3 separate regions of the Homo sapiens genome follow, and all the other regions are linked to region 3. Evidence: chromatin loops called from intact Hi-C (ENCODE). Cell type or tissue: B cell. All regions are shown on one strand.

Region 1 (8,000 bases), 230 kb before region 3:
ATGTGGAAATCGCACCATAAATGCCTGTTAAATGAATGAATGCTTCTGACTTCTCTGAGCCTCTGCTCATCTCTAAAATAGAGTTACAGCTCCCTACCCTCCCCCATTTCCAAGTGTGGCTGTGGGTTAAGCCAGTGTATGTGTCTGCTCCAGCTTTGCTGGGTGTGGGAAATTGTTTATAAGCATACCCGGCTGGCTCCTAATAATAGCTGTAATAATAATAGCTGACATTTCTTGAATGCTTAGGGGGTACCAGGCACAGCTCTGAGGGCTTTGACTGTGTTAACCCATTAATTCTCACAACACTCAATGGTCTTGATTGCAAGAATGGAGCTAAGTCACTTGCCTGAGATCACACAATTAGTAAGAGGTAGGCTATTTGAACACAGATGGTCCTGCCCCAGTGTCTAGAGGTTAACCGCTCCATCACAATTACCAGAGTCACCCAGACCTTCCTCATGGGAACTGGGCTGCCACCATTTAATTGAGCAAATGATTTCTGTACCTGTAGTATTCTAGGAGGGGAGAATGAAAAGTTGAATTAACAGGTACCCTCAATCTAGACGGAGAGGCAAGATATAGAATTCCCTAATGATTGTTTGAGTCTGAGTAATTCCAAAGCACAAAATCAAAGTGCTGTGGTTGTTCTAAGTGGGGGAAGACTGCCTCTGTCTAAAGGAGGGGCCCACGAGGGCTGCATTGGAAGTAGGCCTTGATGCATGGGAGGCAGGCACTCCCTGCGGAGGGACAGAGAGAGCGAAAACCACAAGCTGAATGGGCCTGAGCCACGTTTGGAAACATGGCTCTATCCATATTTCTCTTGGATAGAGAATCCTGTGAAATGAGGTAGATGGTGTAGCCTTGGGTGGCCCTCTTGAATGTCTGCTCACAATTTCCTCCTTCCTTCCTTCCTTCCCTCCCTCCCTCCCTCCCTTCCTTCCTTCCTTCCTTCCTTCCTTCCTTCTGTCTTACTTTCCTGTTTGTTTGATTGAGATGGGGTCTTGCTCTCTCACCCAGGCTGGAGTGCAGTTGTGCAATCACAGTTTGCTTGCAGCCTTGACCCCCTGGGCTCAATCAGTCCTCCCACCGCAGCCTGCTGAGTAACTGGGACTTCAGGTATATGCCACCATGCCTAGCTAATTTTGTTGTAGTTGTTTTTTGTAGAGACAAGGTTTTGCCACATTGCCCAGGCTGGTCTCGAATGCCTGGGCTCAAGCAATTCGCCCAGCTTGACCTCCCAAAGTGCTGGGATTACAGGTGTGAGCCACCGCACCTGGCTCTGCTCCCAATTTTAAAAAGCAGTAGTCCTTTATGGTTTTATCACACTCCACAAATATTGGCTATCTCACTCATCCTATCAATGTCCCCATCCCCGTAGACTTCTGGGAGGAGATCTTGTTTGTGGCACCCAACAGGCACACTAGATGGATGGATTTCAAGGTCTGTAGACCCAGAGGTTTAACAGTAGTGGAACATTAAGTGTGGGCAGCCAGGTCATGGAATACAAGGCCCAGTCAGCAACCTAAGGGAGGATGTGCCCAAGGGCCTGCACAGGCCTGTCCTTTGCTCATATTCAGCCTATAACCTCACCTGCTGTGCTGAGCCTGTGACCGGGGGAGGTTTGTGAGTGAGTGGTCCATAAGGAGAAGATGGGGTGTGTCTGAAAGACAAGATACCCTGGGCTTGGTCACACTAACTCCAGTACCTTTCCTGTCTGCACACTGGGCACTCAGCTTCCAAGTAGATGTGCACTTAGAAGCTGCACATCTCAAACAAACAAACAGGCACATCAGCTTCCAAGCAAGCCTGCTAATAGGCTATTTTGACCATGCACCCACTGCTCAAGACCCTTTTATGGCTGCCCACTGCCCTCCAAATTTAGCCCAAGCTTTTTAACCTGACATTCAAGGTCCTTCACTGTGTGACTCCAGCCAGCCTACATAACCTCATCTCTCAGTCCTACCATTTTAGGTACCCTTTGTTCCAAAGACACAGCATATATGTACACACACACAAACACACACACAACTTTTCCAGCAACTCATCAGGCTCTTTAGCAACTTCATGCATCTGAACATGCTATTCCCTCTGCTTTTAACACCCTTCTCTCTTTTCTCTACAGGGTCAGCTTAGGGTCTTGGTTAAGAGCTTGAGTCAAGTTCCAATTCAGACTGACCAGTTGGACCTTTGGCCCTGCTGCTCTCTAGCTGTGTGGCCTTAACTCCATAATCTGGATGCTGTGTACCTCTCCAACATGAGCTCACAGCATCTCCCCTCCACCGTGTTCTACTATGTTCTGCCCTGGGCCTGTTTACCCTTGGCACAGCTCTGACTCTCTCTGGGCCTGTGTCACTATATATGTTGGGATAATTCGGTACCCTTGAGGCCCACGTGCCTCTGTCACTCTGTATATTGGGATAATTCTGTACCCTTGAGGCCCACATGCCTCTGTCACTCTCTAGTCTGTCACTATCAAGACCAGAACATGCTTTCTAGATGGTACCGGAATTACTCTGAAAGTAAAGCTTCACCTGTTCTCTCTGGGACAGCTGGAAAAACCTCCAAACCAGCACCGATCACAGAGAAGTGACTGCATCAAGGCCAGAGGCATCTTCCAGATATTCCATCTGGGTGAGAATCTTTCAGCCATATCTGGAGACCGTTAGTCTCCATTTGCACCCACACCCACACCCTGCACTGTGCCCTGGGAGGCAGACCTCTGTGGGCTCCCTCATGAGGCCTTCTTGCCAACTGGCTTCCACTTCGGTCTGGACATGATTCCTGACCCCTTTGAGTGCTGGGCCGTAAGACTTTTCCACTGTTGCCAGCCTCTGGGTGGGTGCCTCAACGTCCTTTTTTTTGTTCTCTTACCCTGCCAACACCTCAGTACAGTAGTCCCCTCATTAAAGTCTCTTCATCTGAACCATTAGGGGTGAATTGCTTCCTGCTGGTCCCCAAATACCTGACCCTGCACCTGGAGATGATTGATCTGAATGGGCAGATCCAGGTGGAGGGTCAGGTATTTGGGGACCAGCAGGAAGGAATTCACCCCTCGTGGTTCATAACCCCTACAAAAAATAAAAAATTAGCCAAGCGTGGCAGCACATGCCTGTGGCCCCAGCTACTCACAAGGCTAAGGTGAGAGGATCATTTTAGCCCAGGAGCTCCAGGCTGCAGTGAGCTGTGATGGTGCCCCTGCACTCCAGCTTGGGCAATGAGGCAAGACTCTGTCTCAAAAAAACAAACAAACGAACAAATGAAAAAAACAGACACAATCATGTCAAGATTTGCCCCAGAACAAAGAACTCATCAGCGCAGCCCATGAACAGCCCCTCCCCAAGTTCATGCTTTGGGCCAGGCATACTCAATGCTAGCTTCTCTGGGCACATGAGGGTCTGATTCTGACTTATCAAGAGCTCTTGTGGGCAGAGCCCAATGAGACAGGGGCACCTGCAGCTGCAGTGAGGTGACAGTGAAGTAACAGTGACTAGTTTGGTGAACCAACACTACAGAATAAAACAGGCCTCAAGGCAAAACATGGTCAGACCACTGCTCAGGCAGCATGAGCAGTGCAGGTTGGTGTAGGAGAAGCCAAGGAACTTGAGCTGCTCGGGGCAGCCTCGCTGGAGGGCCTACAGGACCTGGATAGGAACCATGGGATGCTAGAAAGGGTGGGATGGAACACTGGGAGGGGTGGGGAGTAGGGAAGGAATATCTCAGGAGAAAGAGTTAAGGCCTAGCAGAAGGAAGTGGGATCTCTGAGGGCAGGAACAAGAGGCAGGGGCTTGGTCAGGCATAGCCCCTTACCCTGCCCCGTCCTGGAACAGGTCTCCAGCCTGAGGACAGGCCCCTAGCATCCCCCACAAGCCATCCCCCTCCTTCAACTGGAAGTCACCCCAACCCTTTCACTTCCCTTGCTTACGGCACCTGCCCAGACCACAGCCACAGCTGGGCTCAGGTTTCAATTCTTGTTTCCTCCACACCTATGTAGTCTCTTGAAAAGTTTCTATTTCTTGACAGGGGCTAGGCCTGACACCTGACACCCTCAATCCTCTGCCACTGCCTCTTTACAGTTGTTTCTGCCTGGCCCCAGCCCTGTACTTTGGTCCTCTGCCCTCCTAGCAGCCCGAGCAAGACTGCTAATAGGCTATTTTGACCATGCATCCGTGGCTTAAGACCCTTTTATGGCTGCCCACTGCCCTCCAAACACATTCAAGGCCCTTCACTGTGTGATTCCAGCCAGACTATGAAACCTCATCTCTCAGTCCTCCCATTTTAGGTACTCTTTGTTCCTAACATACCGCACATACATACACACGCACAAACACACACAGACAACTTTTCCAGCAACTCATCAGGCTCTTTTTAGCAACATCACACATCTGAATATGCTGTTCCCTCAGCTTTTAACACCCTTCTCCCTTTCTGTACTTGATAAACTCATATTTGCCCTTTAAACCCCAGCTCAAAACCTCTGCTTCTGTGAAGTCTTCCTCCTTCTCCTAAGTCAGAATTAATCTCCCCTCCTCTGGGTCTCCATAACTTTGTTCAGATCTTGATGACAGCAGCAAGCACAAGCAGACTGGTCTTCCAGACTTCTATTTAGCCATGTCCTCTTCTGAATTCCCCTTCCTTTCAAGACTCTGGCCCCAGGTGGACCACTTAATATCTATATGACCTTGGGCAAGTTGCTTAACCTTCCCTGGATCTCTGGATGAATGCTGAATTAATGCTCTATGTCCACAGCTTTTCGGCACCTATACATGCATTGATAATCACAATTAACCAATGATTCTGTAACTATGTCCTACCAGGCTGTGAGTCCCTTGCCAGCAGGGTAACAATCCAGGTTCCTTGTAACCAAATTGTCTCTGTATCCCCAGTGCCCACCATTCCAGAAACCCTTATTGCACAGGCAAATTTAGCCCAAACTCCATTTTTGCAAATGGAGAAACTGGACCCAAAGAGGCACAGAGATTTGCCTAAGGTCATGAACCAGCTTCAGAGTATTCTCCTTTGCCCTCCCTCCAAATCTTTGGGCCAGCATCTCTCCAAAGACTGTCTCTGGCCTAAGCTAGGGCTCTGGACCAGAGAACAGGCCTGCACCAGGCCCCACTTGTCACTGTCCTGTGGACTCTCAGGGTAGAAACTACCAGATGCCCAGACAGTTTTACTTCCCTCCTGGCTGCAGAGACCATGCTGAGAGCAACTGTCAGACCTCAGACACTTCCGTTTCACCCAGAGCCAGGCTTCCTTTTCATATCTTCCTTAGGCAGCAAGCAGACCTTGGGCCACAGCCTCTGCACCAGACCCTGGAGAGTTTTGTTTCTTCTTGGGGGCTCGGCCCAGACAGCCACAGTAGTGAACTCCCCCTGAGGAGCCTAGCAGGAGGTTCGTGGCAGGAAAGTTTGTGGCAGGAAAGCCTGATAACCCACAAACCCTAGAAATTGGAGTCTTGACTTTGATGACACCTCATCTGATCTGTATGGTTGGGGACAGAAAGGCCTCACATAAGGAAACTCCTGGAGAATCATAAGCCCTCAGAGCCCTTGGTAAAACCTGTTCATTTTACGGATGGGGAGACTGAGGCCCAGAAAGGGATTTGCCCAGAGCAGATATGCAATGGTGTACCCAATGCTGATCTTAAAGGTTTTGATCTGTGGTACCTTTAGTTGCTTTTGCCCATTTTCTTTCTTCTCTTTTCTCTTCTATTTTCTTTTCTTTTCTTTGACGGAGTCTCGCTCTGTCACCCAGCCTGGAGTGTAGGGGTGTGACCTCAGCTTACTGCAACTTCCACCTCCTAGGTTCAAGCAATTCCCCTGCCTCAGCGCCCCGAGTAGCTGGGACGACAGCATGCACAACCACACCTGGATAATTTTTGTATTTTTATTTTATTTATTATGATTTTTTAAGATGGAGTCTCGCCCTGTCACCCAGGCTGTAGTGTAGTGCACGATCTTGGCTCACTGCAACCAAGCAATCCGCCCGCCTTGGCCTCCCATAGTGCTGGGATTACAGGCCTGAGCCTCCGCTCTCGGCCTGTTTTCTTTTTCTATTTCCTTTCTACCAGCCTGGCAGATGCCTCCTCTCTCTGCTGCCTTGGTGAATACCTGCCTGCCTGCAGCAGCAACTTCTCACCCCCAACATTGGCTGCCAATTAACCTTTAAACCTTTTACAACCAGATCACCATGGGCTTCATGCTCAAAGTGTAAAGTGAGAATGTAAAGTATGAGTAAATGGATTCACATCAAGGTTCTGGGGATCATCTTAGGTATCTAAAGGCCTTTTATACTTAGAATATGGTTTCTGCAGCAATTCTTCAACAGAGAGAAAAATCCAGAGATAAAAATGGGGTTCAGGCCAGGCACAGTGGCTCATGCCTGTAATCCCAGCACTTTGGGAGGCCGAGGCAGGTGGATCACCTGAGGTCAGGAGTTCGAGACCAGCCTGGCCAACATGGTGAAACCCCATCTCTACTAAAAATACAAAAAATAGCTGGGCGTGGTGGTGTGTGTCTGTAATCCCAGCTACTCGGGAGGCTGAGGCAGGAGAATCGCTTGAACCTGGGAGGTGGAGGTTGCAGTGAGCCGAGATTGAGCTATTGCACTTCAGCCTGGATGACAAGAGGGAAATTCCATCTCAAAAAAAAAAAAAAAAAAAAAAAGAATGGGGTCCAGGAATATGTTTTCACTGCTCTTTGTCAATCCTCTCTCCAGCTCACATTTCACCCACACACACTTGGAGGGTGCCTCTGGAAGGATGACAACAGCTTGCGCCTCCATTTTTCTCACTTTGGTAATTCATTATCATCCCTAAGGCTGGAAAGGGCATTAAAGTTCAGGCAGTTCAATTCCAAGTTCGATTCAGAAATTATTTCCTCCATCCATTCTTCTGCTCCAAAACCTTGACTAACTCATGCCAGATCTAGTGCTTGGTGCTGTGAGATCCAACAGGGTCTTGCCTTCAGGGAACTCACATCTGAGAAGGGAGACAGGTGTGTAAAGAACACCTACAGTGGAGTGTGTAATGTGGTAGAGGGGAGAGTGATCAGGTTTCTCAGGGAAGGAGATGCTCTCCTGGGATCTTGAAGGATGAATTTACCAAGCAGGGAAATGGGGGAAGGGCTCCAAGCAGCTGTCAATATTCATACCACCAGAACTTGCCCTGTCAGTCAGGCCACTTCTTACTCAGACTCCCAGACTTCTGCACAACCCCTTGCCTTTCTCTCAGGCTTTACTCACCCACTGTGTCTGTCAAAAAACGTTCCCAGGCACTTCATCTGTAAAGGTCCTGTACTGGGTCCTGGAGACTCCTGGCCTTGAGGAGCCCACAGCTTGGTGGGGGATGGATGCATAGAGAGCCAATGACCACATAGTGTGAACATGGGAAGGTCAGAACTGAAGAGCCAGCAACAAATGCTATCTGAGCCATCCTTGGGAGGACAGGGGAGACTTTCTGCAGGAGGTGATATATAACCTGACATCTGAGCTATGGAATCTCCTACATCCTCATAGCACTCCTTTAAGGTAGGCCTTATTATTCCCTTTTAGATATGATAAAACTGAAGCCCAGAAAAGGGCAATGCCTTACCCAAGGTCACATGATTAGTGAGCGAGGTAGGTATGCATTCACCCCTGTGTACCCAGCAGCAGAGGTGGAAGTGGCACTATTGGAAGAGCTGGGCCTCAGGGGCTAGGACCAGAGGTGGAATGTTCAGAAGCACGGAGGGAGGAGCAGAAGCTGAGAACCTGGAGCTGATGGAACCTACAGGTTGTGCCATCTCTCCCAGACATACAGTAGAGCAGAGAAGGGACAGGAATATCCAGCAGGGCATCAGCTTGCAGCTTCATATCAGCAGAGCTGGCTCAGTCCTTAGACACCATCCTATCCAGCCCAGGAGAAACAGGTTTGTCCAGGGCAATTGATGAGGATGCATAGTATCACAGTGGCTGACCCTGGGCTAGATAGAATTCAGAGGCTTTGTCCTCCAGCCCAGTGC
Region 2 (8,000 bases), 650 kb before region 3:
TGGTCTCAAACTCTTGGCCTCAAGCAATCCTCCCACTTTGACCTCCCAAAGTGCTTAAGATTATAGGCATAAGCCACTGCACCCAGCCCAAAAGTCAATACTTAAAAAACAACCTTTAAGTAGCTAGCACTTCAGATGAAAGCATTGGCAAAAATGGCAGTGCTACTCAAACGACAATTTGAAACAAGAAAAAGAGACCACATAAACAGTGCTTACTGCATGCCAGGTATCCAAGTACTTTATATTAACTCATTAAAGCCTCACAGCAGCCCCAGGAGATACATATGATTGCTATCCCTGTTTTAAGGTGAAGAAACTGAGATAAAGGGAGGTTAAACAACTTTCCAAAGCCACACACCTAAGAAGGAGGCAGTATGAATATAGTCTAGCCCTGTGCTGTCCAATAGCAGCCAGCAGTAGCCACACGTGGCTGTTGGACATTTGAAATGTGGTCCCTGGAATATGATGTGCTAGATTTTGAACACAGTGGATTTTGAAGACTGAGCACAAAAAAAAAAAAAAAGAATGCAAAATATCTCAATAATTTTCCCTATTGTTTACATGATGAAATATATTATTAACATTAATTTCACTTGGACTGTTTAAATTGCATTGTGGCTTACACTCTATTCATACTGGAGACTGTAGCTCTCAACTTTTTTTTTTAGACAGGGTCTCGCTCTGTCACCCAGGCTGGAGTGCAGTGGCACAATCTCTGCTCACCGCAACCTCTGCCTCTTGGGCCCAAGCAATTATCCCACGTCAGCCTCCCAAGTACCTGGGACTACAGGCTTGCACCACCACGCCCGGCTAATTTTTCCATTTTTTTGTAGAGATGGGGTTTTGCCATGTTGCCCAGGCTGGTCTTGAGCTCCTGGGCTCAAGTGATCTACCTGCCTCTGCCTCCCAAAGTGCTGGGATTACAGGCGTGAGCCACCAGCCTTTGGCCATCCACTTTTAACCACTCTTCACGGCCTCTCAAAACACAAACTGAGGGCCGGGCGCAGTGGCTCATGACTGTAACCCCAGCACTTTGGGAGGCCAAGGCGGGTAGATCACTTGAGGTCAGGAGTTCGAGACCAGCCCGACTGTCTCTACTAAAAATACAAAAAATTAGCTGGGCATGGTGGTGGGTGCCTGTAATCCCAGCTACTCGGGAGGCTGAGGCAGGAGAATTGCTTGAACCTGAAACGCAGAGGTTGCAGTGAGCTGAGATCGTGCCATTGCACTCCAGCCTGGGCGACAGAGTGAGACTCCAGCTCAAAAACAAAAGCAAAAACTGAGCACCTGCTATATACAGGCCAGGCACTGTACTAAGCGTTTAACACAGATTGATAGATGACGGTCCCAGCAACCCCACTGGAATGACCAGGTCTGGGAAACAGGAAACTACTTATCTCCCTGAGAAAAGCCTGGCTCCCTACTGGGCCTCTCTCAAGTTCCTATTCCTGCACTAAGGGCATCTGGCTAACATCAAAGACACGGTGACTCGGCACTGACACCTCTTTGGAACAGCCATGTTCAAGGCACTGGAAGCATGAACCAGACCTCAGACCTGGACTGGCCCTCCAGGAACCTCAGGCTGGAAGGGATCAGATACCATCAACCAGTGAAAACAGCCCAGGGGGCCCTCAACCAGGCTGAGGTAAGGGAAGGCTTCCCGGAGAAAGCAGCAAATTGAAAAAAGAAGTTCAGAGCAGTGCCCTGCTAAGCCACACTGCAGCCTGAGGCAAAGACAGAATCATCAGTACTGTTCCTCTCTTAATTTAAAATGTTAATGTTTTATATTTTGCTCATCATGGATTTTTGGCATTAATTTTTATTTTTTAAATGGCATTAAATATTATATACCTTGAATACTGACCTTTTTAAAATAAATAGTTATTGCTTTTACATTTTAGTTACCTTTTTTTTTTTTTTTTTGAGACAGGGAAGGTCTCGCTTTGTTGCCCAGGCTGGAGTGCAGTGGCATGATCATGGCTCACTGCAGCCTCAACCTCCTGGGCTCAAGTGATCCTCCCACCTCCCCCTCCCCAGTAGCGGGGACCACAGGATCTCATGACCAAACCCAGCTAATTACTGAGCTTTTTGGTACCCCCTCAAATTCTGCAACAGAGGCAAGTGCCTCACTTGCTCTACCCTAATCCAAGCCCTAGTTTGGAGGTTTAAGCCCCTCAGCTGCTATGACACATCACTGAGTCCTCATCCTCAGGAAGGCAGGGACCTGGCAGAAGGGAGTGTCATCCTGTTGCGACAGCACAGCCAAGAGCTGAGGGGTTTCCCTCCTCTCCACCCTAATGGCCCAATCAGACTTCAGCACCCCCACACCCCCATCCTGCCTCTCCTTCTCTCTCATGTCCCTCCAGCGTCTCTCCACTGTGCCAACTACAGTCCCACCCCCACTCAAAGCCTTTCCATGGTTCCCAGTGCCTTCGAGCACTCCTTGGTCTGTCATTCAACTTCATCCAGCTCTGACGTTTACAGACGAAGAAACAAACACCCACAGGGAGGAAGTGACTTGCTCAAGTTGTCAGTGACATACCCCAACCCCCAGCCAGGCTGGGCTGGCCCTGTCCATGACTTCCTCCATGTCACTTCTCACAGTAGGCACTGGCCTGGCAAACAGGGAGCCCCCAAAGTTGTCTGCTGACAATGAGTGAGTAAACCACATCCTCCCATCTTCAGGTGGCTCCAGGCCAGCTCCTCCAAAAAGTCTGCCCTGACTGCCCCCTCAAGCTCCTAGTCCTCTGAGGCTGAGCCCCATATCTCGGCACTGCTTCTGCTCTCTCTTTGGTTGCTTGTTTTGTGGGGGTCCACCTCCACCCAATCCCCCATGTATCCTGGAGTATCCTGAGAGTCCATACCCCTTCTTATCTCCTCTGCTGTCCACAGTGGTGCCCAGGACCTGGCTGGGCTCACAGGTGCACTCAGTCCCAGTCCAGAGGTAAGGGTCGCCTGGAATCTCTAATCCTTGTCAGCCAGTCCTTCTTCACGTCTGGCTTGAGTACTTCTTGCTGGAACCAAAACTTTTGCCCTTCTGTCCTCTACCTACCATTTCAACCCCAAGGTCAGAGTTCAAATCTCATCACCCCTTCTCTGTCCCAGCCCAGCAACTCCATGGTAATATCTCTACCCACTACTGACTAGTGACCTGTTTCACCGGCCCAGCAAGAAGATGACCCAGAGCCTTAGCCAAAGACAGGCACCCTCCAGCTTCCTTCTTTCCCTAAATGCACACCATTTGGCAACCATGTGCCCAGCCCCTGCTAGATTTTCTCCTTCATCTCATTTGTTCTTTTTTTTTTTTTTGAAACAGGGTCACTCTGTCACCCAGGCTGGAGTGCAGTGGTGTGATCTCAGCTCACTGCAACCTCAGCCTCCTGGGCTCAAGTGATCCTCCTACCTCAGCCTCTCCAGAGTAGCTGGGACTACAGGGGCATGCACCATGCCTGGCTAATATTTGTACTTTTTGTAGAGATGGGGTTTTGCCACGTTGCCCAGGCTGGTCTCGAACTCCTGAGTTCATGCGAGCTTCCCCTCTTGGCCTCCCAAAGTGCTGGGAGTACAGGCGTGAGCCACCGCACCCAGTCCCTCATTTGTTCTTATAACAACCCTAAGGCCTGTGATTCTTCTCTATGTCAATGTCATGGAAGCTGTGTGAGGTAGAAACTCACCAGGTCACCTGCTGGAGCTCACGGGGCCTTCAGAGGACGTGACTGCTTCTGTCTGGTGAAGTAAGGGAGGCTTCTAGAAGGAACCCCTGACTTGGGCCTTGAAGGATAAGTAGGAGGTGGCCAGGTGGAGGCCATTCCAGGCAAAGGGGACTGGGTGTGCAAAGCCCAGGGACAGAAAAGGACCTGGTGAATTTGGTGACAGGAGATGTCAGTGGGGTGGGAACAGAAGATGTTTAGAGAGAAAGGCTCAATGGCTGGCCCTCCGTCACCTGCATAGTCTGCTGACCGTGTGGGTGTGGCTCTCTCTTGAGGCCTCCCTGAGCCTGTTTTGCATTCTGATTTGCATGAGTCAGCCCTGGATCAGGGCAGCCTTAAAGGTCCTAACCCTTTCCACACCCAGCTCTGGAGTCCTCTTGGCCAGGCCGCCTCCCCTGATTGCATCCTCAGCTCCCCTCCGCACAGGCCTCTGCCCTGGGTTCAAGGAAAGACCTAGCCCTATGGGGAGCAAGGAGGGGAGGAAGGCAGGCTAGGGGTCCTAACTGAGGCCTCAGCTTGTCCACCACCACCTCCCTTATACAGCCTCATCCCCTACCCTGGGCCCAGCTGTCCCAGCACAGGCAGGCAGGGCAGCGACCCCAGCATCCAGACCTCAGGAAACTCCTCGGAGCTCCCCAACAGGAACCAAGAACATACACAGCCAGCTCTGGCCAGGCCTGGGTCTACAAACCACACCCCACTGGTACCACAAATGCACACCTCACACTACCTCAAGGGCCACACATCTCCCAGGGCCACACACACCTACCACCCCACCCAATGGCCACACCTCAGATCTGCCCTTTCCCACCACACACAGCTCCTACCAGCAATTCAACTGTGTGCAACAACCCCACAGCCCAATACCCCACCCTTGGCCCCCTCCCCGGCCCAGTCACCAGGTGATACCTCTGCATAGGGCCTCTTCGGTCTGCTGCCCTCCTGGGCCTTCTCCAGGCTCCGCTCACTCAGGCAAGAGTGTTAGAGGCACTTCCGCAGATATGAGGAACTAGTGGGGGCTGGGTTCCCAGCCCAGAGGGTGCAGAAGTGGCCCCCACGCCTCTGCAGAAGCCACCTCCCTCCAGCCCTGCCAGGAAAGGCAGCAGGTACAGCCTTCGAGTGGGCAGCTGACCGATCTCTGGGCCAAGCAGCCTATTTTCCATCTCTCGGGGACTGGTGGCCACCACATAACAGTCTCAGGAAGGCACACTGGGGTCTCCTGTCCTACCCCAGGCCGCATCTCTGCCCTATAACTCTCCCTGGCACCAGGAGATTCCTGTCCTGGCCCATGTGTGGTGTGGCCTGTCTTCTGGGGTCTCCGGAGTGCTGGTGGCTGATGGGGAGCAGCCCCTCAGGGCAGTGAGGACTGAGTGGGACCCCAGAGCCGGGGGAATGAAGAGCTGCCTCAGCTTGCTGGTGGGGAGTTGGGGGTCTATCAGCAATGTCCCTCGGCTCCAGGCCTGGGCCCCCTCCCCACCCAGTATGCAAGGCAAGTCTGGTTCCAGTCCTGGCTCCACCATTTCTTGTCTGAAGCCTGGGGCAAGTCACATCACATTCTGAGCCTCAGTTTCCCCTCCACAAAGTAGAGCTGTCACTCCCTGCCTCCTAGAGCCTGGCACCCAGATGACCATGACACGCCACCGCATGTGTACTGGAGGCCAGCGTGCTCTTCTGCTCACTCCTCTGCCGTCAGGCAGTCACTTCCTGTCCCTAGCCCTAAGGTCTTGGCTAGTCCTGACCCTGGGTGCTAGGCTTGTAGCCAGGCTCTGGGCTAGACTCCCTCCACATCCTGAGGTTCTCGGTTACCCCAGACACCAATGACTACCACAGCCTACCTCCAGCCATGTCCCCCTGCAGAGCTCCAGACCAGACCTGACTTCACGGCATTCTGGACCTCCCCTGGAATGCCCTGGCATGGCACACTCCCATCATACAATGAACTCACCAGCTCCCCTTGGGGACTGTGGGGAGCAGGGGGAGAAGAGCTGTCTCCAACCCAGGTGGGGCCTTTAGGCAAATAAGAAAAAGATTCCTCTTCTTCCAGGAGCCCCACACCAAGGGAAGCAGCTGAGCAAGAAGAGGACAGGCTGGGTTTCAGTCCTCCTTCTTCTGGCCCTCACTTCCCTACACCTGCCAGGCACCTTTGAGCAGTGCACAACACGCACACCCACACACAGTGGACCTGGTGGGAGGCAGGACCTTTTAACAACCTTCCTGCAGCAACCCTACCAGCATCACCCTAATAAAATGCTAAACCACAGTTTTATTAATGACTAAGGGACATGAAAGACCAAGGGACAGTAGGCATTGCTGACCCCACTTTCAGGCCTCACGCTAACTCCAACCCCAATCTTGAAAGACTTTCACTTTCTACAACCTTCATGTCTGCACTGTTTCAAGTTTTCACAATTATCACTTTTATAATTAGAAAAAAATGATAAACATGTTTTAAGTCATTACAATTGAGTTTGTTCCAGTTTGCTCCCCAAAACCATCATTATAAGGTAGCTTTATCATTTAAGTATAACATGCATAGATTACTAACAGAACTATTATAAGAGAAACTGCTAATTTCCTAGGCCATCTGGATGGAAAATAAGAGACTGACACTCAAAGCCCCCTCCCTGCCCCCGACTTACCCTCCCAAGGGTCTAAGACAAAGCTAATCAAATAAGGTCTCCCTCCCAGGCACTGGTGGCCAGCAGCACAGAGCGCAGCCCTCAGACTTTCACATGGGAAATGGACTGAGGCTCATTAATAAACTCGAGACGCCAGGGTCCCCGAGGTTTGTCCTCAAGACACCATCAGACCCCACCCTGGCCCTGACTCTCACCTACCACACCTTAAGCCTCACCCAGGGGCCCCTCATGTCCAAGCCCCAACCCAAAAGAGGGTCAGGTAGGGAAGGAGGTGTGGGATGACTCAGGAATGTCTAACATACCTCACTTGCAAATAAATGAAGCTGAAAGTTAAATGGTTTGGTTTTAGGCTTTGTCAAAAAGCCTATCACATACTATGCCCCTCTGGCCCCACCACATACCCCCGACCCCTAATGGGTCTGGGGACCCCTGCCGCTTCCCCCAACTCCTTCCTGTTTACCATGTTTTGGGCACACCCCTGCCCTGCATCCACACTGCCCCCATTCAACCCAGGCCCCTCAGCTTGCCTGGACTTCTGGGCCCTCACCGCTGCCTCCTGCCTCTGCCCCCTGCAACCAGGACATACTCTAGCCCACCGGGCTCATCTAATACATGGCATAGCTCCTGACCCCAACCCTCCACAGCCTCACCCCAGGACCCTCCCCACTCTCCCAGTCCTCACCCTCGGCCTAGCTCAGGCCCTTCCCACTTAGAAAGGTGACTCAACCAGCCCCACACCTACAGAGACCTGGGGCGCTCCCACCACCAGCAAGACAGGGCTCTGGCCTGGCTCCCTGGCCCTCAGGCACAGACACACTCTACAGGGGCTGGGGACTTCCTGTGGCAACTCCTCCCACAGAGGGCAAGGGGCAGCCTGAGGAGCCACAGGATGACTCCAGGAAGATCCTCCTGTGACCACTGCCCCCAGCGGGAGCAGGAGGGGGACTCCGAACACCATAAATGAGGCAGAAACAGGAAGAGACAGGGCTGACCGCAGCAGGGTGGGAGTGCACAGGGCTGACCACAGAATCACAGGCAGCGGGAGTGGACAGACCCAGTGACACCAGCACTCAAGATACAGACCCTCACCACGTGCCCTGGGGGCCGAGGGCCAGCACCCACCCTGCCCCAAGAGGGAAGGGGAGGCCGCCAACTGACTCCTCTGTGAGCTCACTGGAAACCTAAAGCTCCTGCCCACCAAGGAGGAGGGACTTGGTGGGCTCCTCTGTACCCCAGAACTAGGGGTGCAGGGGAACAGGGACCCAGACCTGCCTACTCTCTAGATGGCCCCTGGAATGCAGAAGACAGAAAATAAGGGGGTCCCTTACTGCTGGCACGTGAAAGGGGAAGCTGCCTGTGTTGGCTGGAGAGGGTGACCACATGGGTGGGGCCGGGACTAGGGTCAGAAGGGAAAGAGGGAGACAGGGGGACCAGCCCCACAGGCTTTGGCCTCCAATTTGATGTGTGACCTCAGTCTCCTGACTATAATCAGACAACAGCTAGGGAAGACTCCCTGACTCAGTCTCCCTCTCGATTCTCCAGCAGGCCCACAGGGAGCCCTGGAACTTGCTCACCTGATCCGGCCACCCCTGCTTGCAGCAACAAAAGGTCGTGTTTATGCAGTGCTTACCGTCTACCCAGCACCACACTA
Region 3 (8,000 bases):
CAAGGCCTAGAGAGAGGAGGCACTTGCCAGGCCCCAGTGTCACTGGGATCCAAACCCAGGTCTGCTGGCCTTGAAGACCAGAGTTCTTTCCTAGGCCACTCTGGGAAAGATGAGAGCTCTATAAATAAGCTGCCCATGTGGCTGTGAGCAAGTGCCCTGGCTAGTTGTCACAGACAGAGGGGGACAGCGGGACCTCTACAGCCAGTTAGAGTCAGGGTCTGAGTGTGCAGGTAGAGAGAGGAGTGGGGGCTTCCAGAGGGGGGACCTGCGCTTAGCCCAGTGCATGCACTGTGAGGAGGAGCAGTGAGAGGGGAGGACCTTGGCCACCCACACCACCAGCCTGCTGCATGCCTGGCCTCCTGCACAGACCCTTTCCCTCCCTCCCTCAAGGAGCCTCACCCCTTCTCGAGGAATCAAGGGAGACTGAAAACTGATGGCAGGGGTGAGGGGTGGGGGAGTCTGGAGAGGAGAGGGGGCCCTCTTGACAGGGAGGCTGGGGAGGCTTCCTACAGGAGGGGATGCCTGGCCCAAGGCCTGATTGTAAGAAGAGCCCCTGTTGCCTGTGAACGCTGAGTCCTCCACCACACCATGAGGTCAGCTGCACTGGTGTAATTGGGAAACAGGCTTGGGAAGTTGGGGCTGGGTTCCTGACTGCTGAACTACCCCTTACATTCCTGACCATGGCCCTGGCTGGTGTGGGAGCAGGTGGACGTAGGCCTGTACAGGGGCTGGGACATGGGCACCCAGGGCCCTCCCAGAGAGGCCGAGGCCCCTCTACTTGTGCTGCCAGGGTTTACGTGGAGTTCCCCAAAGCACTCTTGCCACACCCAAGCCTCTGGGTGACCTCGGCTGGCTGTTGCTTGGTCCTGAGCTTGGGTTCCTCTGGCCCTCGTGGAGCTGTGTTGAGAGCCCTCAGTATCCCATGAGGCAGGGACTAGCACCCCTGTTTGCAGAGGAAGACCCCGAAACTCAGGGAGGGTAAGTAACCTGCCCAAGGCCATCGATCTGCGAAGTGACAGAGCCAGAGTCTGAACCCTGGTGGGTTGCTCCAGGGCCCAACCTTGTCTCCTCCCTGCTCCACCACTGCACTTGCACTGACCCCAGTCCTCAGCGTAGCTCCACTGGGTAGGACCTGACCTGGGATGGCCCTGGGGGCGCCTCTTTCCCCAGCACCGCAAGTCTGGGGAGAGTTGGAGAATGGGGCAGACCAGGGCTGTGGTCTCCCCCAAGTCCCTCCCAAAGCCTCTGCCCAGGTCTTCCAGGTCAGGGTGATTGGGGGCAGGGCCCATGCTGAGCACATTAGGGACTTGGGATCAGTTTTATGGCCGGGGCAGGTGGCAAAGGTGGCTTCTTGGAGGAGGTAGCAGAGCATGAGCCGGGGCTGCAGTGAGGTGTCCTTCAGCACCCCCAGACCCGTTGCTGTCCTGTCTCAGGGCCAGGGTTGGCAACACAGGGCTGTCTGTGGTGCTGAGAGGTTGACGGTGGCCAGAAGCAGTGGAGATACCAGGCCTGGGTGGCTCAGGCAGGGGTCGCCTGCCAGTTGCCCCTACTCCAGGGTAGGTAAACTTCATCTCCTTCAAGGTGAAGTTGTTACAGGCTACCACTTGACCTCTCTGAGCCTCAGTTTTTTCTGTGTGAAGCATGGAACACTGTCTTTGAGGGGTTCAGTGAGACCCAGCTTAGAGTGGGAAGGGGACAGGCAGTAGTGCTCAGTGAGGAGGGTTAGGGAGCCTCCTCTCTGCCCGAGATAACTGTCTGGTCTCAGACATCCCTCCTCTAGCCCCAGACTCGGCCCAGGAAGTGGGGCAAGGATTGCACCTGTACCATACCCAGACTGGGAGGAGCTGGGTGGGCCAGGTGTGGCCACCTCAGCCCTTTTCTTGGCCTCAAGGGGCCAATTTAGCCCCCTTAGCCTCAGCCCCACCCCATCCACCTGAGCCACTGAAACCCAGGCCTGGTGGCAGCCAGGAGGTCTGAGGTGCAGAACCATGCCCAACTTCTGGGGGTGTTGCTGAGAGTGGGCTGGGGAGCAGCTGCTGCCTGGCCTCGAGGTGCTCCCCAGCCCTTGAGGGACTGGTTTATACCCCATCGTGGTGACCTGGGAGCTCATGGCTGCCCAGGGCTGTGGGAGGGGGCAGGAGTGGAGCACCTGTCTCACTGAGTGGCCCTGAGCCAGCCTCTGCACATCTCTGAGCTTCCAGCAGCAGCCCTAGTAAGCTGGGGTTCCACCCTGGGACCTCTTTTTCCCCGCTCTGGGAATTCCCAGACTTCCCCGGTCTTCCTGCCTCTTTCAGTTCACAGCTCCCTTTCCTGCCAGAGCTGGCACAGACTAGAACAATATGCAAATGAGTATAGATGCAGGCAACTCCTAGAGGCCCCATGGGATGGCGGTGCAGACAGCACCTTCTCCTGGGGCCCTCCTGGGTCCTTAGTAACAGACCCTCAGTTGAGCCACCTACTGGGTGCTACTAGCTTGCTAGCCTCCACCATCAGGTTGGCAAACACTGCAAGGACATTTACTATGTGCCAGGTCCTGGGCTAAGTTGCAGGGCAAAAGGAGGCAGAAAAGAGACAGTCCTGGGCTCCATTCCTGCTTCATCTCTTACTGGCTGTGTGACCCCCGCCAGTGACCTCCCCTGACCTCAGTTTGCCCAGCTGTGAAACAGGAATGCTCACTTCTCCTGCAAGGAAAGGCAGCAACCCAGGATGAGGGCCCGGCCTGCACAGGGCTGGGGTCCATTCCTTTCCCTGTGAGTGTGGAAGAGGGAAAGCCACTCAGCGTGGTCGCTGCCCTACTTCAGCCCCACTTGCCAGGGAACCGCTGGGCTCCTTGCTAACCTGGATTTCTCTGTTGATGGGTGGCCTTTGTCTTCCTGCCTTGGGTGTGGCCACCGCCAAGGGAGGCCTGTGTCCAGCTGTGTTTCCAGGCAACCCTAGCCTCTGGAGGCCAGAGGGAGGTCCACAGGCTCAGGAGCCACTATCTGGGAAGCAGAGTAGCTGCCTCCCTACCTGCCCTCCTCCAGGTGGGCACCAGCCCCCACCTCCATCTCCCCCAGTGCGGCCTCTCTTAGCAGGCAGCCTGGGGAGCCTGCTGAGACCGAACTGTTCATTCTTCTCCATCCCTTGCTTAACCCTTCCTGGCTCCCATAGGCCCTAGGGGGAAGTGCAGGCTTTTTGGCAGGCAGCTGAGCCTTGGTGTGACCTGAGCACTGCCCACCAACCTTCCCAGACTCCTCCAGACTCCTCCCGTCTTCTCCGCCCTCCCACCCTCCAGATTCCCACCAGGGCGAACCCAGCACCGCCTGTATACCAGACTCTGTGCCAGGCACTGAACGTAAATAAAAGGTTTGTGCCCTTCTCCTCCACATTCCACACGTAGGGAAACTGAGTCACAGTGAAGTGTGGGGAATGCTTACTCTGTGCCAGGCCTGTGCTGAGTACTTAATGTGATTCTCTTCTTTCAGCCTTACCACAGCCCTCTGCAGGCAGGCCACAGAGCCAGTGCAAGACAGAGCAGAGCAGGACTGCACCCCATACTTTGTATCCCCAGGTTAGCCCAGGGGTTCAGATCTGGGTTCTGACCCACCCCAGCCTCTGGGCTCCTTCCCCCTCAGCCTGCTCACTGGCTCTTCTAGCTCGGCATAGCTGGGCTCTCTACCAAGAGTGCCTTTTCTGCCTTCTCCCCCAAATCAGCCCATACCCGCCCAGGTCGGCACTGGGCATGGAGCAGGCAGCTCGTGGTGGGGAAAGGGCTGGGTAATAGGATCTGCATGGCACCATGAATGCTGAGGGGGAGGTGGGGGAGAGGGTACTTCCAGGAGGAAGTGACTTCGAGCTGAGCTCTAAGGAAGAGTGGGTGCTGGCCAAGCGATGAGGGGAGAGCAGAAAGCAGGTGCAGCGTGTGTGAGGGTGGAAAGCACTCAGCGTGGCAGGCGTGTGGGTGGGGGAGGTTGGTGGGGGCGCGTCACGACGCCATCCTGAGGGTGGTGGGAGCTGGCCCAGGGCCAGGGCCAGAACTGGGTGTCAGGGCACCTAGGCTGCAGGGCGGGACTGACCTGGAGGCCAGAGACAGGGCAAGGGGGCAAGAGCAATGGGCGCAGGCCTTGGGAGAGCTTAGGGACTGTAGGGAAGGGGAGGGCCCTGCCTAGGGGAGGGGGAGTGGCGTGGCAGGGCCCGGGTGACCCCAGCGAGCTTCAGTTCTGGGAAAGGGGAAGCTGCCTGTGGCCTGGGCTGGTGGCACAGCTTCCTCTTTCTCTGAGGCCTCCAGGCTGCACCTCCCTGGGGCTCCACCATCTGTGGCCTCAATCGTGGTCTGGGGCCCTCAGCTTGGGGGTCTGGCCGTGGCCTTTGCTAGTTGGCTTTTCTCCAGGGAATTTCTGGTTCTCATTGTTCGGGCATTTTTTTGGAGAGCTGAGTCTGAGGAAACCCTCCCCGCCTCGTGAGCCTGCTTGGAGGCCTCCCGCTTCAGACATGGGGCTGGGTGTGGAGTTTTGTGGCAAATAAAACAGACGTCCCTGCCCTCACCACTGTCTGGTGGGGGAGCAAGGAATAAACAAGTAAGCAAACAAATACTTAATCACAGCCCTCTGCCAGCAGGGCAGAGGAGAAGGGCTGTGGAGAAGGAAATCCCATGACCTACTTTAGCTTCATTACCTCCTTTAAACCCCATGACTGGCTGGGCACAGCGGCTCACACCTGGAATCCCAGTACTTTGGGAGGCCAAGGCGAGAGGATCGCTTGAGCCCAAGAGTTGGAGACCAGCCAGGGCAACATAATGAGACCCCGTCTCTACAGAAAATAAATTTAAAAATTTAGCCAGGCATGGTGGGGCATGCCTGCAGTCCTAGTTACTCAGGAGGCTGAAGCAGGAGGATCACTTAAAAGTTCAAAGTTGCAGTGAGCTGTGATCGTGCTACTGCAGTCCATCCTGGATGGCAGAGTGAGACACTGTCTCAGAAAAAACAAAACAGAAATTCCCCAAAAACTTCGCGACAGCCATGCCAGCAAGATGAACGTCCCCATCTCTGTAGATGAGAAAACTGAGACCCAGTGATGTGAAGGTCCCAAAGGGAGTTGGTGGCAGTGGAGACTGGGCCCCAGGCTAGGAGACATGGGAGGAGTGGCCTCTAAGCCAAGTTCCTTCTCTGCTACCCCCCTGGGGCCCCTCCTCCCCATCCAGTGTGGCTGGGTGTGGCTCTCCTCTGTCAGGCATCGGAGGCTCTGGGGCCTCACTGACTGCCCAGCCTTTAGGATGAGGCAGAGACGGATATGGGACCTTCAGATATCCCCTCCCAGCCGAGGGGGCTTCCATCTAACTGTTTTTTTGGTCACGGTTCCAGGGCCGTTTTAGACAGTGGAGGCCTTGTGGGGCAGGGTGTGAGGGGTGCTGAGCAGCAGGTGTGGACATGTGTGTGCACCAGGCCTTTCTACCTGACCGGGCAAGTCCAGTGGGGGCTCAGTCTGGGCTGAGTGTGGGGGCCGGGCAGCCAGACTGGAGTAAGTGCTGGTTTGGGGTAATGAGAAGGTGCGTAATTAGAAGGTGCAAGGCCCTAGGTGGCAGTGTCTATGCGTGTGCTGGAGTGGGCCCTCGTTGGCTTTGAGTCTGGGCCTTTGGACCCCGCTTTCTTCCTGGAAGGTTCTAGATCACACAGCTCTGCGTCTGTCTGCAGATGAGCAGCTGCACAGCTGCTCCCTGTGGGCTCAGGTCACCTAGCAGGTGCCACCCAGGGTTGGGGTGGTTCTAGGGCTCTCTGCTGTGGTTGCTTGGCCTCTTTTCACCCCCGCATCAGCCCTCTGGGCCTACCTTGGGGACATGGAGGGCTGCTAGAGCTGGGGGCTGGGCTGTTGGGTTGGTCACGGTTCCCCCTGGCTTTGTCTTTTTTTTTTTTTTTTGAGATGGAGTCTTGCTCTGTCGCCCAGGCTGGAGTACAGTGGCACAATCTCGGCTCACTGCAACCTCCACCTCCCAGGTTCAAGCGATTCCCCTGCCTCAGCCTCCCGAGTAGCTGGGATTACAAGTTGTACCACCACACTGGGCTAATTTTTGTATTTTTACTAGAGACGGGGTTTCAGCATCTTGGCCAGGCTGGTCTTGAACTCCTGACCTCGTGATCCACCTGCCTCTGCCTCCCAAAGTGCTGGGATTACAGGCGTGAGCCACCATGCCTGCCACAGCCTGCCCCCACCCCCAGCATCAGGCTCTGTCTTGCGTAGTCAGGCCTAGTGGGGAAGTGAAGCCTGAGGACTTGGGGCTCGTGGTCAGGTCTGTGGGTTAGATCCCTCAAAGGACAGAGGAGGGGCCATGGGGAGACAGGCTCGAGGTGGGAGCTGGGCCCTGACAAGGGCACAGGACACTTTGGGGCAGAAACTGGAAGGAAGACTTGTGACCAAATTTAAGGAGTGACAGGGGACCCTCCCCAAATAGCCTGGGGGTGCCATCTGTTGGGTGTTGACTGCCAGGTGTGGCCTCCACCCTATACTGTGGCCCTACCTTCTCCTGTCCCTGGCTTTCCCCTGAGCTGGCCTGGGACCCAGAGTGGCTGCCAGTGACCTGGAGAGTCCTGAGATGATGTAACTGCTGCCCACTCCCTCCCCTGAGTGTAACTCAAACCCTGGGCCCCTCTGAGATCTGCCAAGAGGGAGGGCGGGTGGACAGATCGGTTTCCTGGGCTGCTATTCTAGGTGGGAGGGCCGGGCTGCCTGCAGGGAGAGGACTCTGAGTGATTTGGGACTACCACAGGAGGCGCTTTTCTCACCTCACCGGCCTTGGAGTCACAGCGGGGGCCTCAGCCGCGGCGGCCCTGAGCCAGTGGCTGGGTTCCCAGGCTGCCCCTGGGCTTAAGAGGCTGCGTGTGGCCTGAAGAGCACGGCTTTCCTCAGCCTCGTGCCCCTGAAGCCAGGCCTCCAGGAAGTACACAGCGGACTTCCTTGCTCTGCCACCTGTCCCTTCTGCTGTCTGATGTGAATCCTTTGTCCTGCTGTGTCCGCCTCGTCCACTGGCCGGAGGCTTCTCCAGAGCAGGCCACCGTCTGGGCCTGGGGGCCTCAGTCTCAGACCGGTGGGCCGTGACGCCACCATGGATATTTCTCTGAAGTATCACACACTGCACTCCCACTCTGCTTTATTTCGTTTCTTGGCACTTACCACCAAATGGCAGGGGCACCTCTCTGTTTGCAGTTGGGTCTCCCCTGGGATGGAGCTCCCTGCAGACAGGGACCTTGTCTGTCTTGTTCATACCGATTTCTCCAGTGCCCGCACGCAGTAGGTGCTGGAGAGATGACAAAGACAGAGCACTGGCTGCCGTGACCACCCCAGCCCCATAGGTCTGCCAGGGGAAGAGCTGTGGCCAGACATGTTCCAGCCTCAAGGGAGGAGTCAGCCTCCCTGGAAGAGGTGTGGACAGTGGCCATGCAGAAGGACCAGGACCTAGATGGGGTGGGGAGCTGTGGGAGCCAGACCCACTTTGGGGAAAGCTTCTAGAGAAGCTTCTGGAAAGAGAGGCCTTCGTGTTGAGCTTTGAAGGGTAAAGGAAAAGGCCTTCCTTGGACCAGAACCAGCAGGAGTGAAGGCAGAGGCCGGGCATGCTTGCAGACCTGTGAGGAGGAGGCGGGGGGAGCCTGAGCCTGGAGCGCTGGGCTGGAGTGTGGAGGCCGGGCTGGGGTGTTGGGTGTTGGTTGCAACCCTGTCATCACGGACACAGGCCGCCACACGCGCTTCCTTCCCCTGCTGATGCCTCGGGGCACCTGGCAGTTTAAGGAAGGGGAAGGAAGCCCTTCCTCCTCTGGGAAGCCTCCCAGCCTGCAGAGCCTTCTTCCTGCCTTCCTGCCTGTGCTGCCCCGTGAGGCCGGCTCCCAGGCAGGGCAGCCCCCTCTGCTTGGGCCTGTGCTTGCGGGTGTGGAGCCGGCCTCCCCGGGCTCTGCCTGCCCAGCAGCACCTTGCCTGCTCCCCATGAGTCCTGTCATCCTGGAAGTGGTGCTGAGGGGACAGCAGCTGCCTGCCTG

What was found. Peaks named below come from ENCODE experiments on the same cell type or tissue, not always from the same donor. Only the 100,000 strongest peaks of a DNase experiment are listed, where the experiment ranks them.
Region 1: it touches region 3 in a loop (6-fold over the local background); 3 of 110 quality-filtered maps call a loop at or near these places.
Region 2: a loop joins it to region 3, with 5 times the contacts of the local background. A loop is called at or near these places in 3 of 110 quality-filtered maps.

The regions. Positions count from the first base shown.
Region 1 is chr11:73,149,142-73,157,141 of GRCh38, forward strand. IUR1 (imatinib upregulated ABL suppressing lncRNA 1) reads right to left here. Exons shown (of 4, transcript XR_950294.3): 4 at 6,639-8,000. Among named protein-coding and RNA genes, the nearest start is that of FCHSD2, 11 kb to the left of the region's middle. RefSeq lists enhancers at 3,603-3,712, 3,953-4,172, 4,783-4,832, 5,303-5,542, 7,596-7,685. In B cell, no CTCF peak of the experiment used is centred here; DNase peaks (open chromatin) are centred at 3,460, 3,950 and 5,250; H3K4me3 peaks cover 1,557 bases; H3K27ac peaks cover 7,372 bases.
Region 2 is chr11:72,734,334-72,742,333 of GRCh38, forward strand. The region is part of intron 1 of ARAP1 (ArfGAP with RhoGAP domain, ankyrin repeat and PH domain 1); the gene reads right to left. Among named protein-coding and RNA genes, the nearest start is that of ARAP1, 14 kb to the right of the region's middle. RefSeq lists enhancers at 2,357-2,536, 2,707-2,806, 6,821-7,598, 7,125-7,174, 7,245-7,324. In B cell, no CTCF peak of the experiment used is centred here; DNase peaks (open chromatin) are centred at 2,538, 3,988, 4,668, 5,888 and 2 weaker places; H3K4me3 peaks cover 5,070 bases; H3K27ac peaks cover 8,000 bases.
Region 3 is chr11:73,381,072-73,389,071 of GRCh38, forward strand. All of the region lies in intron 1 of RELT (RELT TNF receptor), which reads left to right. Among named protein-coding and RNA genes, the nearest start is that of RELT, 8.7 kb to the left of the region's middle. RefSeq lists a silencer at 4,040-4,279 and enhancers at 5,103-6,052, 6,053-7,000, 6,920-7,079, 7,001-7,948, 7,784-7,893. In B cell, no CTCF peak of the experiment used is centred here; DNase peaks (open chromatin) are centred at 2,340, 3,940, 4,070, 5,140 and 5 weaker places; H3K4me3 peaks cover 7,112 bases; H3K27ac peaks cover 8,000 bases.